Regions from separate parts of the Homo sapiens genome. Here region 2 is linked to region 1. Evidence: chromatin loops called from intact Hi-C (ENCODE). Cell type or tissue: CD4-positive, alpha-beta T cell. All regions are shown on one strand. Each heading gives the region's core, and the rest is flanking DNA. Links, peaks and the distances in the headings are about the cores only.

The links. Hi-C counts contacts between places; a loop is a spot of excess contacts. Peaks named below come from ENCODE experiments on the same cell type or tissue, not always from the same donor. Only the 100,000 strongest peaks of a DNase experiment are listed, where the experiment ranks them.
Region 2: it touches region 1 in a loop (24-fold over the local background); 62 of 110 quality-filtered maps call a loop at or near these places.

The regions. Positions count from the first base shown.
Region 1 is chr18:53,564,981-53,570,368 of GRCh38, reverse strand. All of the region lies in intron 2 of LOC124904304, which reads left to right. It overlaps LINC01919 (long intergenic non-protein coding RNA 1919), which reads right to left and starts at 1,922. Exons shown (of 6, transcript NR_110798.1): 1 at 1,819-1,922. RefSeq lists an enhancer at 2,878-3,734. In CD4-positive, alpha-beta T cell, for the core only: a CTCF peak has its summit at 2,203 (motif pointing left); no DNase peak of the experiment used is centred there.
Region 2 is chr18:54,117,273-54,122,660 of GRCh38, reverse strand. No RefSeq gene overlaps it. Among named protein-coding and RNA genes, the nearest start is that of SNORA37, 100 kb to the left of the region's middle. In CD4-positive, alpha-beta T cell, for the core only: CTCF peaks have their summits at 2,813 and 3,012 (motif pointing right); a DNase peak (open chromatin) is centred at 2,990.

The sequences.
Region 1 (5,388 bases), core at 194-5,193:
ACTAAGCATAAAGTGGCTTCATCATTAGCATCAAATTCATGCATACTATTCTAGGGAACGGCAAAAGGGAGATATAATTCCTAAGTCCTTTTAACTTAGTAGAAGTATGGACATTAGACTTGAAAAAATACTTCAAAAAAGAGATCTTAAAGTGACCAATAAATATAAAAGGGCCTCAAATAATTAATAATCAAGGAAGTGCAGCAAACAGAAGAAAATTTCAACAAAATGTATATTTATATCTTAGAAGGCAAAAGAGCATACAGCACGTATAAAATCAAAATACTGTAAAAATGAACATTCAGAAACTGAGAAGATATTTCAGAGTTTGAAAGATCCTAGCAGAAAACCTTTAAAAAGAATATGTGGAAGATGAGTTGAAGAAAACATCTTCAAAATCAGAACGAAAAAGAAAAAGCTGAAGAGAATGAGAAAAGAGAAGCCATTCCCTGCCTCCCCCCATGATATCTAACATGAGTTGGATCCTTACTATTCTGAGCCCCTTATTATGAGGGTCTATGGTTTTTCCATTCTTGTTATGCATGAAAGGTAATATGGAGAGCTATATGTATTTTAACCTGCTCAATAATCAGCATGAAGATTTGGAAAAGGTTTCACCAATCAACACTCTTTCGTTGAAGGCTGTGTCTTCACTGCCTACAACAGAGGTTTCCAAACTTTTCCAGATTAGCTATTCATTTTCAAATTTTACTCATGTATTTTATGTACCAATATTTATGACTACCCTGAAATGTTATGTTTGCAATGATAAACTGCAAAATCTATGTAAATTTATACACAATGACTATCAGAGCTTCTGATAGTTATTCCAAAAATACTCATAATAGTAAAGCTCAATTGTTAGAAACATTAAAACCATATGCAAATTGCTGAATAAAAGACATGTTAGCCTCAGTTACATTATGTATAATATGAGGACATCCTGACTCATGGCAACACTGCAAATATTAAATGACTCAGCATCATCTTTGTCATTAGTTATTATAAGCATTAATTATTAATATTGTCATTATCGTTTCACATTCAATTGAGCTGATATAATTCTATGCCAGAGCAGAAAAAATTTAGTTTATCTGACAGAGGCTTCTTGTTGGTAACTGCTCAGTTTCTATTCTGCTTTTTCAAATAATGAAAGAGGTTCACTAGCCCATGTTAGCATTTTTGTATATTACTACTTATCTCCATACACCAGCTTGGAAATCACTTGCTAAATTAAGGAAATAAGGAAATCTTAAGATCTACTTTTAAATTGATGATTTATAGGGTTATATCAGAATACTCCTCTTTTTATTACTCCATTTAAATCAAATATAATATGCTTTTAAAGCAGAAATAAAACATATTCAATAAAAAACCTTGAATAATAGTGATATTATTTAGGTTGTGATTCAAGTTATAGGTAATTCACATAGATCTCCAGAATCATTTTTCTGCCTCATAATGGATATATAAAGTTATATGCATAAAATATGAGTAAGTTAATGCATCTGATATGGAAGTGGTGTGCTTGGTGTCCCACCAGAATATTTGTGAATAATTTTAAAAGATATTTCATTTTCAAAGCCTCCTGTTAACTGGAGGAAAGGAGAGGGGCTTCAACTGCAAATAGAGGGACTTAAATTAGTTATGAAGTCAAATGCCCAGATGAGAGGATGATTTAACACGGAAATGGGATTTTTGAGGAACCATGTTTTCCAGAGCCTTTACATAATGCTATTCCAGAGGCTAGAGATTTGTATATTCATTCTCCACTCTCAGATCCACCCTTTGGAGTCCTCCAAATACTAACGTATTTACCGGCATTGTGGATGTCATCGCCATATTCTTTCCAATAATTTCGTATCAAGCCATGATTCAAACCTCTGGTTTATTTCACTGCAAGTGGACCTTGCTTGAGAGCCATTAGAACGCATTTTTGGAACGGTTTATTATGGCTAGTGTTCCATTACTGGAATGCTAAACACAAGGGAGTTATTTATATCCTACTGCTCAAGGTCATCGCCAAGGTCTAATTGCAAAAATTCAAAAAATTGCAACCTCAGGCATAAATGGATTAAGGGAAAAGCCCGACAATTACACCGACTAGCCAACATCATAGGACTCCTGCAATCCAGGCCATCGCAGGCCAAGGTTTTTGAAGGAAGCCCTCAAAGAAAGGAAGACCCTTTTATTATCTGGATTCATGTGAGTTTGCCATTTTGCCATCTGGTGGTTTTCTGCTGTAATTACAACCATTTACCAGTTGACAGGGAAACAATTTCACCACAGACTTAATGAGACGAAGTCTTGTGATTTTGAGAAAAGGGAGGCAGCCATATATAATTATTCCAAGAGACATAATAAGAACGCCCAAAGAGAATTCTGATGTCTGTGGCATATGCTTATGATTGCAGTGATCCTAAAGGAAATCTAAAAGACTGAAGCTGACAGATACTACCATATGCTATAGTTTGAATGTATACCCCAGATCTCATGTGTTGAAAACTTAATCCCCAAATTCATACATTGATAGTATTTGGAGGTAGGGCCTTTGGGAGGTAATTAGGATTAGATAAGGTCATCAAGGTGGGGCTCCCATGGTGGGACTGATGGCTTTATAAGAAGAGGAGGAGGGAGCTGAGATGGCATACTCTTGCCCTTTCACCTTATGATCCCCTCTGCCATGTTATGATGCAACAAGAGGGCCTTCTTTAAATGCCAGCACCATGCGCTGGGACTTCTCAGCCTCTGCAACCATGAACTAAATACACTTAATTTTTCAAAAAAATAAATTGCTGTTTGTGGTGTTATGTTACAGCAACAGAAAACAGACTAAAACACCATATTACCGGATGCCACATAGATATTGCTTTCTGATGGTGTGTGTGTGTGTCTCTGGATGTGCAATGGATATCTTTGCATCAAGAAAACAGCTTGAGAAAGTGTTCTGACCTACTCTAGGAGAAAACCAAATAATAAGCATAATAAAAAATACCTCTTTATAAATACAAACATGCATAATTATGTCAAAATGCTTTCTACCTTAGTTGTAACTCTGAGATATCTAGTAAGACATCTATTTCTCAGCAGGGGCTCCCCAAAAGCCTAAGTCATAGTTAAAAGGGAAACTTAGCTAACCTGGACCCACACTTTAAAAATTCATAAGTTAAGTGATCTTTTGTTTCACCTTAATTTTTTATGATTGTTTTTGTTTTACCTCATTTTCAAGTTATTGCAGTATAACATCACAAAGAGAGTCTAGACATTTTACCTTTAGTCATTAGAAATCCCCATTATCTCCTGGTATCTTATGATTTTAAATTTCTGTTCATGGGACCTAATGACTATAAACAGAGTGAAAAATGCAGCTTTGAAGTCTGGAATTCCTCTGGGCTTTTTAGAAATGATTCCTTCTTTTAACCTGTGAAGAATCCCTCATTAACAGATCCATCCTGCAATATTTGAAAGGAACTTATAATATACCACCTACAGTGCCTTAAATTGCACCATTAGCAATTCAAAACATCTAGTTTGCCTGGGAGTGGGTAATGTGAGAGAGAGAGAGAGAGTGTCTGTGTGTGTGTGTGTGTGTGTGTGTGTTTGTGTGTGTGGAGTAAGGACACATTACAGAGAAACTTAATAATTTGTTCTGAAAATGACTGGTCGTGACTATAGAATGCCTGGGTAAACCCACGATCATGGATGGTGACCTCCCACTGTAGGCTTAAGTATTAATATCTATATAGGCTAGTATCAATTTTTATGTCTAAAAATTACTTTGTGTCTGAATTACATTTCTTTTCTCTTTTTTCTTTTTTGTTTTCTGAGCCAGAGCCTTGCTCTGTGGTCCAGGCTAGAATGCAGTGGCTCAATCTTGGCTCACTGCAAACTCCACCTTCCTGGTTCAAGTGATTCTCGTGCCTCAGCCTCCCAAGTAGGTGGGATTACAGGCCTGAACCACCATGCCAAGCTAATTTTTGTGTTTTTAGTAGACCTAGGGTTTCATCATGTTGTCCAGGCTGGTCTCGATCTCCTGACCTCAAGCAATCCTCCCGCTTCAGCCTCTCAAAATGTTGGGATTACAGACATGAGCCACCGCACCCAACCACTGAATTACATTTTTGTTTATGTTTTGTTCAAAGAATTATGTGTGTTCATTTGCTCAAGAGAAGTATTTTAATAGGAACAGTTGAAGAATGTGTGTGCTGGATGATGCCAGAAGTGTTTGTCTTCGACATTATCCATGGCCTGGAGAATCTTGAGAAGCGCTGATTTAGTCAGTTCTTCCAGCTTTCATCCTGCTGACTCCAGAGATACTTGTTTTCTTTTCTAGGCCAGTGGTTGTAGCCCACAAAGACAAATGTTGTTAGGAACTGAATGCATCAGAATCTGCCGCACATTTCACTCAGGAATTGGTGATCTTCTCTTTTTCCTTCTTTTCTCCAACAGTTGCTTATATTCCAAGATTTTTTTTATTTTATTTTGTTGTGCTATAGGGACTTGTATAATATTGTCTGCTCACTACTTCTTCCACCTTCTGAAACCAGCAGAGCATTTTTTGGGAAAATACTCCAGTGTCTTACCTCCTAACTCTAATCCAACCATGGTGAACACAATGCTGGGTGCCATGCTCTTATAGCCTCCATATTAGACCATAGTTGATGGTGCAAGGATAAGCACCTGACACACGGAGGACCTATCATAGCTGATGCTTGGAATGTTTGAGCTTAGGCATCTAGAGATAATACAAATCAATCCCTCTCTGACAATGGGTGGGAAGTCATGTTTGAGAGCTGGCAGCCATTGTATTTTCCAGCACATTAACGAAGCCAGTTTGCCACAGGAGAGTATGAGGTTGACCTTTCCAGAAAGTAGAAATAATTTTGCAGCGTTTCAATCCTAGATTCTGTTTGATCCTGAGGTAACTTACCTTTCAGCTGTTACAAAAGATAACTGTAATTTATTGTATATGTCCCTTAAATATATTTTTCATTTTTGGATAACTTTGTACAGTTTGAGTTGATGTCAGTGGACATGCAGAATGTTTCTGCTCTGGCAATTTTTTTCCACACATGTACATTGTAGAAAAGCCTTGGCAAGTCCATAGCTTCTGACATGGACCTGTGGTTCCCTTGTTTTCTCCTTAGAGGGCTAAAGAAGACATTTAAAAAATGGAGTAAATAGGCCAGGCATGGTGGCTCATGCCTGCAATCCCATCACTTTGGGATGCCAAATCAGGTGGATTACCTGAAGTCATGAGTTTGAGACCAGCCTGCACAACATGGTGAAACCTCGTCTCCACTAAAAATACAAAAATTAGCCAGGCATGGTGGCATGTGCCTGTAATCCCAGCTACTCGGGAGACTGAGGCAGGAGAATTGCTTGGAC
Region 2 (5,388 bases), core at 128-5,127, 550 kb before region 1:
GTTAAAGTATGGAAAAGTGAGTGACATAAATTCACTGGGGGAAATAAGATGGTCTGTATGAATAACAGAGAGCAGGCCCATTTATTTGGAGCAGAGAATTCATAGAAGGTGGTGATGAGGCGGGTAGAAGAGGGACTGTAGAAGTTAGGAGGGTAGCTGAATGCCAAGTGGGAGCTGGAGAGAAATTTGTCAAACTGGAACATTTGGATTTTTTATTCAAGGCAATGAGGGACTGATATGGTTAGGCTTTTGGTCCCCACCCAAATCTCATCTTGAATTGTAGTTCCCATAATTCCCGTGTGTCATGGGAGGGACCAGGTGGAGATAATTGAATCGCGGCGGTGGTTTCCCTCATCCTGTTCTCATGACAGTGAATAAGTCTCATGAGATCTGATGGTTTTATAAAGGGCAGTTCCCCTGCACATACTCTCTTGCTTGCTGCCATGTAAGAGTAAGACGTGCCTTTGCTCCTTCTTCACCTTTCACCATGATTGTGAGACCTCCTCAGCCACATGGAACTGTGAGTCCATCAAACCTCTTCTTCTCTATAAATTACCCAGTCTCAAGTATGTCTTTATTAGCAGTGTGACAACAGACTAATACAGGGACCAATGACAGTTTTGACTGTAGTGATTTGCTCAAAACCAAAGAAATTATGCGTGTGTGTGTGCGTGTATATTTATTTATTTATCTTCTATTTATTTTTTGAGACAGGGTCTCTCTTGCCCAGGATGAGGTGCAGTGCTGCAATCATGGCTCACTGCAGCCTCTACCTCCTTGCCTTCAGCAATCCTCTCACCTCAACCTCCCAAGCAGCTGGGACTACAGGTGCATGCCAGCAAGTCAGGCTATTTTTTTTTATTTATATACATGGGGTCTTGCTATTTTGCCCAGGCTGGTCTCGAACTCCTGGGCTCAAGGGATCCTCCCACTTCAGTTTCCTAAAGTGCTGGGATTACAGGCATGAACAACCACCCCCAGCCTATATATTTTTAAGTTAAGGTTAACCTTGCAATATTTTCAGGATGTAGCAGGGAAAAGCTAGAAGTGCAACAGGAGATTGTAGCTATCTAGCCATAAGGTCATAGAATCTTCAGTGGGGTAGCGGCAGAGGAAATGGAAAAAAAAAAAAGATGTTTGCAAGATAATTTATGAAGGTGGGAAAAAAACCCAAATGTAATCTGGAGACTGTTTGCATCTGGGAGGTGAGCAACAGGGAAAGGAAGAATCCAGAAACACCTGAGGTTTGATACTGTGTGATTGGGAGGTGTGGCCCTACCATTAACAGAGAGTAAAAATGTAGGTAAAAATGTTTTATGAGAAGATACTTAAGCTGAAAAGATTTTTTAAATTTTGTTTTTTGACTTTGATGTTAAAAGTAATACACACTGATTTTAGGAAACTTAGTGCAGAAATTATGGATGAGAATTTTAGCATCTGATGATTTTGATATGTCTTATTCCTGGGATATTCCTAATGTCTAACTAATTCTGAAGGAATAGATGTAAAAAGCAGGTGGAGTGAAGTGAGGCCTGATTTCCATGTAAGTTTTAAGAATGGGTTGCCTTCTGTGTTGGGGAAGATATTTAACTTATAAAGTATGTTTATTTAAAATGTATTGGTCCCTTACTTTGTACCAGACATTGCGGAGGAAAAAGATTTTTAAAGTGGCATGGAAAAATCCAGAGGTGAAAACCTGTGGGACAAGTTTGGTATGAATGATGATAAGGAGTTCCGATACCCAAATGAAAAGCCCAATTGAAACATAGAAAACATGAACTCCCATGGTGGGAATAATTAACACAGTGAAGATGCTGACAGGTTCCTTGTATGTTTGAGGTTTAGACGATTGAAGATTCTCTGGGGTTTATTCTCTATGGAGCCTGGGTTTTTCCAGTCTTAACCAAACTATTTAGTTTCTTCCAGCCTTCTTCTGTTTCCTTTGTTCTTGATGTGTGTTCATTCATCAGAATTGTTGCTGCCTTATCAGCAAGAAAATTTACGTTGCATATTGGTAAGTCATGACAATGTTCCAGATGGTGCACAGGACTGATGGGACTTTCTTTATCAAGCCACATTAGCTTGCTCACAATAGTAGTCTAAATACTACTTGTCTGGCTCTTTCCTGTCCTGCAATTTTAGGATCTTCTAAAAGCCAGTTATTTCTAGCGATCTTCAGAGAGTATCTCATGCTGCTTATGAATATAATCCTGTCAGCCACCACAAGATGTTTCCATTTTCCTTCTCTTCGACAACATATCCTGACCTGTTCTGCCAAGGTCACTGGTGATGTGGTTCCCTGCAATGAATGGTGCCTTGTTTTTGGTTCTGGTGCTGCTGCTTGCTAAGCAGCTCTTGGTTACCAATATTTGCTCTTGGCCCCTGAAGTTGTGCTGTGCCATCCTTAAAGGGTCCTGTAGTTATTGCCCTGTGCTAAAACACTGACACTGTTGAGGCTATTTCATGTCCAGTGCCCTTGATGTGATGGTGCCATGCTGTGCTGACAGAGGAAGTGAGGGGACATCATTCCCCTAGCTTTGTGTCACACCCTCTTGGTTCCAGGGCAGTGCTACCTTCTGCTTCCATGATAACCCTGAAAATAAATCGGTTTTTATGAGCAGCTCTCAGCTTTCTAAAATTCTAGCAGAAGACCAGAGCTTCTTGGGCCAGAGGACAGTCTGAGTGAAGGATACGTGCTGTGCCCAAAATGATCCCTTGGCGTCTAGAACATTGTCATGTGACCAAGTGGATGGGCATAATGGCTTCCGCTTGAGCTCTTACCCAAGGCCTCTCCATTTCTCTGGTCTCTCATATCTCATACCTCTGCAGAGCCTACTCAACTAACTGAAAGACATACCCAGATGTGTCTTTTTCCTAGCATAACATGGTCAGTCAGGACGGAATCCGTACTCCTCTGGTAGTTCAGTAACGATGTTCCTCTAGTTGCAGGCAAATTTCTGTTGTGGAAACCAGAACAGCAAGCTTGAAGTGCTAATCCCATCTTTCCACTAGAGGGCAGATATGGCATATCTATTGAAACACACACAGGTTATGTTTTACAATAAAAACCACATTAGTAAAAAATGTCACCTAAAAATTATGTTCCTGTATCCTTCTCTGCATATCTTTAATATTTATGAGCATCTACAGTATATTAGTACATATAATATTGATATCTATCCTAAGTGAATGTGTATTCTTATAGTGGTTTTGTGCACACAGAAAGGGTATTTAGCAATAGAAATTGTTTTGTATACGCTGGTTTTCCTTTGAAGCATAAAATAGTCATCATACAAAAAAGAGATTTTAAGAAGAAATAAATGTAGAATTAATTGGCATGGCATGCCATTTGCAAGAATTTTTGCTCTTATATCCTACTTTTGCCTGATATATCTTTGAAAAAACAATTCTGATATACTGATTTTTTTTCAGCTTGTAGAATAGCGATCTGCAATTTCTAAGTGGCAATATTTTGATTTTGAATATTTTTTCTGCAATTTACTTCTACTGATTGGAAGTTAAATCCTTTTGAGTGTCATGATTGATTTGTGGTTTTAAGGAGTTCTCTAAACCATGTAGAAATGGGAGCCTTACAATGGCAATATGAGGTGTGTCTTCTTATGGATTACTCTGACTGTTGAGAAAACCAAGGTACAGAAATTATTCTGAGGCCCAGAGAGGGTGAAGTTCTTTATGTGCCTGTTTTGGGGCCATGGCTTTTAAAAAGTTGGTGCAATGGCTTATCCACAATTTTTCAGTTAAAGATGTGTTTCTAAAAATATAGAACTATAATCTCATAGTTAGTTTCAAAGTTGATACAGTGCTTAGAGCCTAGAGGTATTCTGGGGCTTAGGTACTCCTTTTGCCTTAGTTCAAAGGAAAAACTTAGCATATCCAGCACCTCTCTATTGTTCCAGAGACATCTCAAGAGAGGAAGAAGCCAGAGTAAAAGGCATTGCATTAATTTTTTTTTGAAAGAGTGAGCATAGGAGGCTCAGAGGAATGATATTGTGGGAGATCAAAGCTAAACCTTTGACCGTTCCCCAGTTACCCTGCTTTTTCACTGTTGTTGTGAAATAGGAAGACTCTGCTGGAAATGTTATGGTAGCCGACTCCCTGTACTAAACAGAGCGCCCCCTCCTACAGAAGAGAGGATGGGGATGGGAATGCGACATGAGAAAACAGGAGGAAACAGAAAACATTGTCTCAACGAGTCCCCCTTTTTTTCTGCCTGTTTCATCACTGATATGGTTTGGAAACCTCAAATATATTTTGCCTGGATATTCAAGTTGCTGATAAACTGCAGAGTACAACACATGCTTCTTGCCATTTATTTCGTCAGCTTAGCTTAGATCCTTGCTGCTTAAAGCGTGGTAAATGGACCAGCTGCATTGGCATCAGCACCCAGGAACTTGTTAGAAATGCAGAACCTTGTGCCTCACCCCAGACCGCCTGAATTAGAATCTGCATTTTAACAAAATCCAGGTGCTTTATGTATGAGTTAAATTTTGAAAAGTGCTGGCTTAGATAACACTTTCTGTTTTGTTTTTTACCTAAGGTTTCCTGGAGCAGAGACTGCCCCTCCTATTCTGACTATTTTCTGGGATACTGGTCTATTTGGTGCAAGTGATTCAGAACTAGAGCAACTGATCTCATGCACCTAATGACTAGACTGCACAGAAAGATGAAGTCTTCCAGCATACTCTTCAATATTACTTATTTATTTAACATAAATAGAAGGTGCAGTTTGTCGTTCATTAAGCAAACCTGACAAAACTCCAACTTACAAGACATACAATAGGGAAATGATTATTCACATTATAAGAGTCTCTGCTTTACAGAGACATTTTCCAAACTATTTTTTTAAATTGCCTTGAGGTACATTTGAAATAGAATTTGACTCAAATATTACTTCACAGTCCAGTTTTTAAGATGGCACATAACACATAAATTGAGACATGATTGTACAGATAGTAGTTTTGTGCACATTCATTATTAATAAATTTCTGAAAGAGCTCTTAACCAGTCTTCTCATTTCTTTTTCCCATTTCATCCTAATTTCTCTAAGTCTACATTCTGGTATCACTTCTTTTTATTCATCTACCAACCTATGTAACTCTATTGCTTCACATCCTTATGAAGCCAAAGACCTCACTGACATTGAATTAGCAGAGGAGACGCCTAAAGATGAATTCAAGAAAAATAACCCTTCAGCCTGATGAATAGTAATAGTGGTATTAACACTTGATTTAAGCTTGTAAAGTCCTCTCTGGCAGTAAAGCCCTGCCTAGGAAAGCAGATAGATTCCAGCAGAACACTGAGCAACAGCACAAAAATATTTCTTGGGCCCCAAAATATTATCTATAACTGGTAAACCACATTGAAATA